Regions from separate parts of the Homo sapiens genome. Here region 1 is linked to region 2. Evidence: read pairs that join two places in POLR2A ChIA-PET (ENCODE). Cell type or tissue: Caco-2. All regions are shown on one strand. Each heading gives the region's core, and the rest is flanking DNA. Links, peaks and the distances in the headings are about the cores only.

Region 1 (2,927 bases), core at 213-2,712, 230 kb before region 2:
CCCAAATCTCATATTTAAATGTAATCCCCAGTGTTGGAGGTGGGACCTGCTGGGAGGTGACTGGATCGTGGAGGCAGGTTTCTCATGAATGGCTTAGCTCCATCCCTCTTGATACTGTCCTCCCAAAAGTGAGTGAGATATGGTCACTTAAAAGTGTGTAGCTCCCCCTTCATGCTCTTGCTCTTGTCATATGAAGTGTCTGCTCTTGCATTGCCTTCCATCATGAGTAAAAGCTCTCTGAGGCCTCCCTAGAAGCAGATGGCACCATGCTTCCTGTACAGCCTGCAGAACCATAAGCCAGTTAAACTGATTTTCTTATAAATCACCTAGTCTCAGGTATTTCTTTATAGCACTGTGAGAACAGCCTTAATACAATAATAATTGATTTTCTAATCTCAAATCAACTCTACATTCCCAGATAATGATATATTTACATATTTCCAGACATGGTTTGCAAGTATTTAAGATACATAACTCTGTGTGAGATTGCCTTATCAATGGTCTTTTCCCTACTACTTGTTTGATGTAATCTCTAAATTATAATGGCCACATAAAATAATTTAAGAAGTGTTTCTTATTTTTCTGTATTCTAAGAAACTTTATGTAAGATTTGGAAATAGCTGTTCAGTAAACATTAGTAGAAGATGTCTGTAAATCCTCTGGGCTTTATTTTTTTGTGAGTAGGTTTTTTATTACCAGTAACATTTATTAACTGTCATAGTACAATTAGGCTTTCCAATTGTTTTATTGCATACTTTGACAAATCATATTTTTTTAGAAATTATCTTATCTAAGTTTTAAAATGTGTTGATACAAGTTGGTTCACATTTTGTTATGTTAATTTCTCCTCCATCCAAAGCTGCGTCCTACTTTTTGATTCCTAATATTATTTAGCTGCACCTTCTCTGTTTCATGATCAGTCTTTCCACAGAATTATCATACTGTTCTTCTTTAGAGCAAGCAAGTTATTGGTTTGTAGATCTCCATTGCATGTTTATTTTATATTTCAATTTTTTAAGTATTAATTTCTTCTTTTTATTTTCTTTGAGTTTATTCTTTTTCTAACTTCTAAAGTTAAATGCTTATTTAGTTAATTTGCAGAGTCTCTCCTTTTCAAATATATGTATTTAAAGCAGTACATTTTATTCAACCAACCACTTTTCTCATATTAGGCAATTTTTTAATCTATTTTTTGTTTGTCTTGGTATGTATTTTCTAATTTCAGTGACTTTTCAAAACAATTTGGACACATGCATTTTTATGATATGTGTTTTTTAATTTGCAAAGTTGGGGTGTGGTAAGTTTCTTATAAATTCCTATTTTAATTTAGGGACAGAAAAGCAGTATAGCTTAAGCAGGTTAAATGAAATGTGTTGAGACTTTAAGTGGCCACATTTGGTAAATGTGCTGGGGATGTTTAAAGAGATTATTTATTTTCCATTTGTTTAGTATATATTCTATATGTGCCCATTAGATCAACTTTGATAATTGAATTTCTTGAATCTTTATACATTTGCTGATTTATTTCTCTCTCATCTAACAGTTACGGAGAAAGATATTAAAGATTTGTAAATTCTCTACTATAATGTGGATTTTTCAATTTCTCTTTGTACTTTTGACAATCTTTGTTTTACATATATTTAAACTATCTTAGCAAATATATAGTTTATAAATTTTTATATTTTTCTATACACTTTATGCTTTCTTATTAGGTATATATTACCCTCTTTATGTTTTGCTTTATAATGCCTTTTGCCTCAAAGTCTAATTTTTCCAATGTTAGTTTTGCCATCCAAGCTTACTTAAGTTAAAATTTACCTGACATATCTTTTCTCATCATTTTATATTCAATCTTTCTGTGTTCTTAGGGTTTATGCATTTCCTTGTTCCTTGTTAACAGCATATATCAGGATTTAAAAAATCTTTTTAGCTCAGTTTTGTTTTTGTTTGTTTGTTTGTTTTCTAAAGACAAGATTTCACTATGTTGCCTGGAATAGCCTTGCAATCCTGGGCTCAAAGGAGCCTCTCACCTCAGCCTTCCAAGTAGCTGCAACTACAGGTGTGTGCCATTGCACCCAGCTTGTTTTTGTTTTTGCTATAATAATTTTTGGCTTTTAATGTGGAGTTCAGACCATATAAATTGATTACTATTCCTGATATGTTTATATTTATTTATTTTTATTATTATTACTTTTTACTGGGACATGGTCTCACTTTGTTGCCCAGGCTGGTCTTGAACTCCTGGTTTCAATTAATATTATCTTAGTTTGTATTTTCTATTTATTCTTTTTTCTCTTGTTGTTGTTTTGTTTTGTTTTTAATTTACCTTCTATTCTTACCTTCTTTTGCATTGCTTGGGTTGGGATTATTGTTTTCTCATTCCACTCCTAATCCTCTGCTGGTTTGGAAGGTACATACTCTATTTCTGTTATTTTAATAGTACTCCTGGAATAATTTTAACATATTGAAATAAATATAAAATCAATCAATACCCTTATCCTCTCATAAAACTACAAGGACATGGCAATTCATTAATTCCATTTGCTACTTCCTCTAGATTTATTACTGTCTATAATTTTAGAACTAAGATGATTTTTCAACCCACAAAATAGTTTATTTTACAGTTAATCTTTACATTTACCAATCTATTACCATTTTTCTTAACATTTCTTTTCTGCATCTTAGCTCTTCTTAAAATCATTTTTCTTCTTCTTGAAGTGCACCTTTAAAAATCTCTTAATTGGGGATTTGTTAGTGATAATCTTATCTGTTGTGTGTCAGAATCCATTTTTATTTTGCAATTGTTTTTGAAAGATAATTTTTCTGAGTAAATAATTATAAGTTTAAATTTGTTTTCTCTCATTATGACAAGGATTCTGTTTCACTGGTTTCTGGTTTATCTTGCTACTATTAGAGGTGTAAATATA
Region 2 (2,927 bases), core at 174-2,673:
CAGAGACACTGGAAGAAAAGCCAGCCAATGAAGAAAGGAAGGTAGTTCAGATGATTTTTTAAATTGCACACTAACTCCTCCAGAGGAAGAGAGAGTAGAGAGAGAAGCCTGGGGCTCAGGAAGAAGGAGAAGAAAGAGAAAAACCTCCCAACCAGCAGATGTATATATTTTCCCCCTGTTTATTTTTTTCTAAGTCCGGTTGCAGGAAAAAAAAGCCCAAGCTATAGTTACTAATATGTAAGACATGACCCAAATGCAGAAATCTTCCCTTCATCATAAACCAGGTAAGTATAATAATAAAAACAAAGCACTTAGAGGTTATGGGAAGAAAGTATTTCTGCTTTCAAAACTTTGATTGGAGAACTTTATTTGAAAAACAGAGCTTTTAAATTATACTTTGTTTATGACATTTGGTTTATTATACTTTCTTCCACTTATGCTAGATTGTAGCCGGTCAGAGCCAGTGTCCCCAGCAATCCTAAGTAGCTAACCATGTTCACACTGAAAGCATTACACACCATGCATACACAGACAGACACACACGTACACACATGTACATATGTACACACACATACATCCAGCCATTCTTTGAAATCCAGCTCTTATCCCTCCACATCCTTTTTGAACACTTCCTGGGTTTTCAGCCTGTGTGATAATGAGAACCGTACCATGTTACTTGGTTGTTTATGAGCTAGTTACTTCTCTGGAACTATTATAGATTCTGAGCACCTTGAAGGCAAAAATCCCTTTGTACTCCCTGTCTCGCCTTTCTGTCTACTGCCCTCTACTCATCATAACACAGGTTGAGCACCTAGTGTGTAATGTAATCGCTTTGTAATTGTACAGACAATAATAGAGACATCACCACTAAGCTTTATCTTCCTCTGGTAGTAGGCAAACTCCATGACAAGATCTTTTACTACCTCTTTATTTATTTATTTATTTAGTTTTACCACATGCATCTTTTTAAAGGCAGTCCTTTAGGATACTTCAAAGAAATCCCTGAGTACATTTTACAAAAGTTTGCTCCCTGCCCACCCTCACCCACCAATGCAACACAACTTAGCAAATGCAATTTCTCTCCAAGTATAAACACTCAGAGGGGACAAGGAGGGGATTCAGTTCTCCCTGCAGTCATCCTGCCTGGGGTGGAGATCTGGCCCTTGTGGCTTTCATGATGACCACCACCTGCAGCCTAACCATTTGGGGCACACAGGAGAGGGTGGCTCTTTCTTGGGGAGATCATTGTTCAAAAGCCCCTCTATACCGTTTGTCTCTGCCGTGTTGCCTGCCAGAAGCAATGTCTGATGCCTCCACTTGGCAGCCACAGGCTGTGAGGTCATCTTTTCACCACTCGCTGTTCCTTCAGCATTTAAGCTCTCTGGCAGTGACTCAATGTTTACAATCGCATTAACCTGTGAGGAACGCCGTGGCTGTGTCGAAGAACAAGGCCCCTGCTGGCACCAAGGTAACTGTGGACATGTTCTTGGGAAGAGGTGAGGGGAGGGGGCAGGGAGCCAGGCACAGTGTGGTGGGATACCTGTGTGTGGGGAGCTCTCTTCCGCTCTTGGCAGGACATCCAGTTCCCAAAGAAGGAGAATGACCCGTCATGCTCAGTCTAGTTTGTGCTGTTGCTTGGAGGAGAATGACCCATTGCTGTCTTGTTCACAGGCCAGAGTGAGCAAATCCCCCATGCAGCCAATACACATGCGTAAGGGAGGCACAACGACATCCATGCAAAAGGAGCCTCTCGGGTAATGTTACCCTTTAGGGGCCCAAATAAAACATACATGCTGAAAATCAATCTCACTCCTAGAGTGGGAAAAAGCAAGAGAAAGTGCTTTCTGCTATGGAGGTGAAGACACACAGGAAGCATAGGCCTGAACAACTCAAAGGAGTCCTTCAAACTCCAGAGAATAGATGGTCGTCAGCAAAATGCTCTAACAGTTTCTAAATACAGTGAGCTCACAAATTTAATTCTCAACATGACTCAAATGTGCACACACAGGAGACACACTCTTTGTTTTGTCTGTAAAAATGATGGGTTCTTTCCTGAGGGTTCACTGACTGATTGGAGTGGGGGAATAATTTAGAGCCCCACCAATTTCAAGCCTAGTTGCATCTAATCATTTATACAGCCTCTTTAATGAATGTTTAGCCGTGGGCAAATGCTGGGCTTTCAGATAGCTCTGCCTTCTTCCTCCCTTCCAGGGAGGGAGGTGGTATCGTTAGAACTGGTATCTAAGTAAATGATGCTACCTTCTGGGAGAGGGGAGGGCTATGGGTCCTCCAGCTTCTTTGGTTCCTAGACAACTCAGTGGTTGCCCACTCTGCTGCCATTTGTGCACATGCATTAGGCTGAAGTTACTCAGCCCCTGAGGACTGTTTTTAGGTCCTGACCATGATATATAGGAACCAAGGGTAGCAACCAGAAAGCTAAGCTTCAAGGCTTCCAGCGACCAGACCATCCAGTATGCCCAAGCTGACCTTGATGGAGCTGCACCCAGGGAAGGATGAATCTGCCTTCTCTCAGGGTGCATATAGGGAGCAAACCAAGAGTCTCACAATCTTAAACATTCTAGAGTGAAAGTTTAGTTCTGAAGAAGGTGAGAACTCAGAGTGACAATGTGATCATCTAGTCCAGTGGTACTTCAATACAACTTAGCAGATACTTTACAAAAAATGAATTTGAAAGCCAGTATGCCAGACAGATAAAAGTAGGTCCCTTTCTACTTATTGAGACCCATAGGGAGGGACCAGAACTTTGCCCAATGTGAGCTCCAGGGCTTCACAGATATTTTTCTATGGAAATCACCAATCTTTTCCAAACTCATCATTTCCTAGATGAAGAAGCTAGGACATAATTAATTGAAGTAAATTGTCACAGAAATTGCAAATGGGAGAGCCTAGACTCAAAATATTTCTCC

The links. Peaks named below come from ENCODE experiments on the same cell type or tissue, not always from the same donor. Only the 100,000 strongest peaks of a DNase experiment are listed, where the experiment ranks them.
Region 1: POLR2A ChIA-PET joins it to region 2 with 7 read pairs; 2 of 35 experiments call an interaction of 5 or more read pairs at or near these places.

The regions. Positions count from the first base shown.
Region 1 is chr1:221,615,392-221,618,318 of GRCh38, forward strand. No RefSeq gene overlaps it. Among named protein-coding and RNA genes, the nearest start is that of DUSP10, 130 kb to the right of the region's middle. In Caco-2, for the core only: no CTCF peak of the experiment used is centred there; no DNase peak of the experiment used is centred there.
Region 2 is chr1:221,844,673-221,847,599 of GRCh38, forward strand. It overlaps LOC124904517 (a long non-coding RNA gene), which reads left to right and starts at 1,257. Exons shown (of 3, transcript XR_007066885.1): 1 at 1,257-1,468. In Caco-2, for the core only: no CTCF peak of the experiment used is centred there; a DNase peak (open chromatin) is centred at 1,419.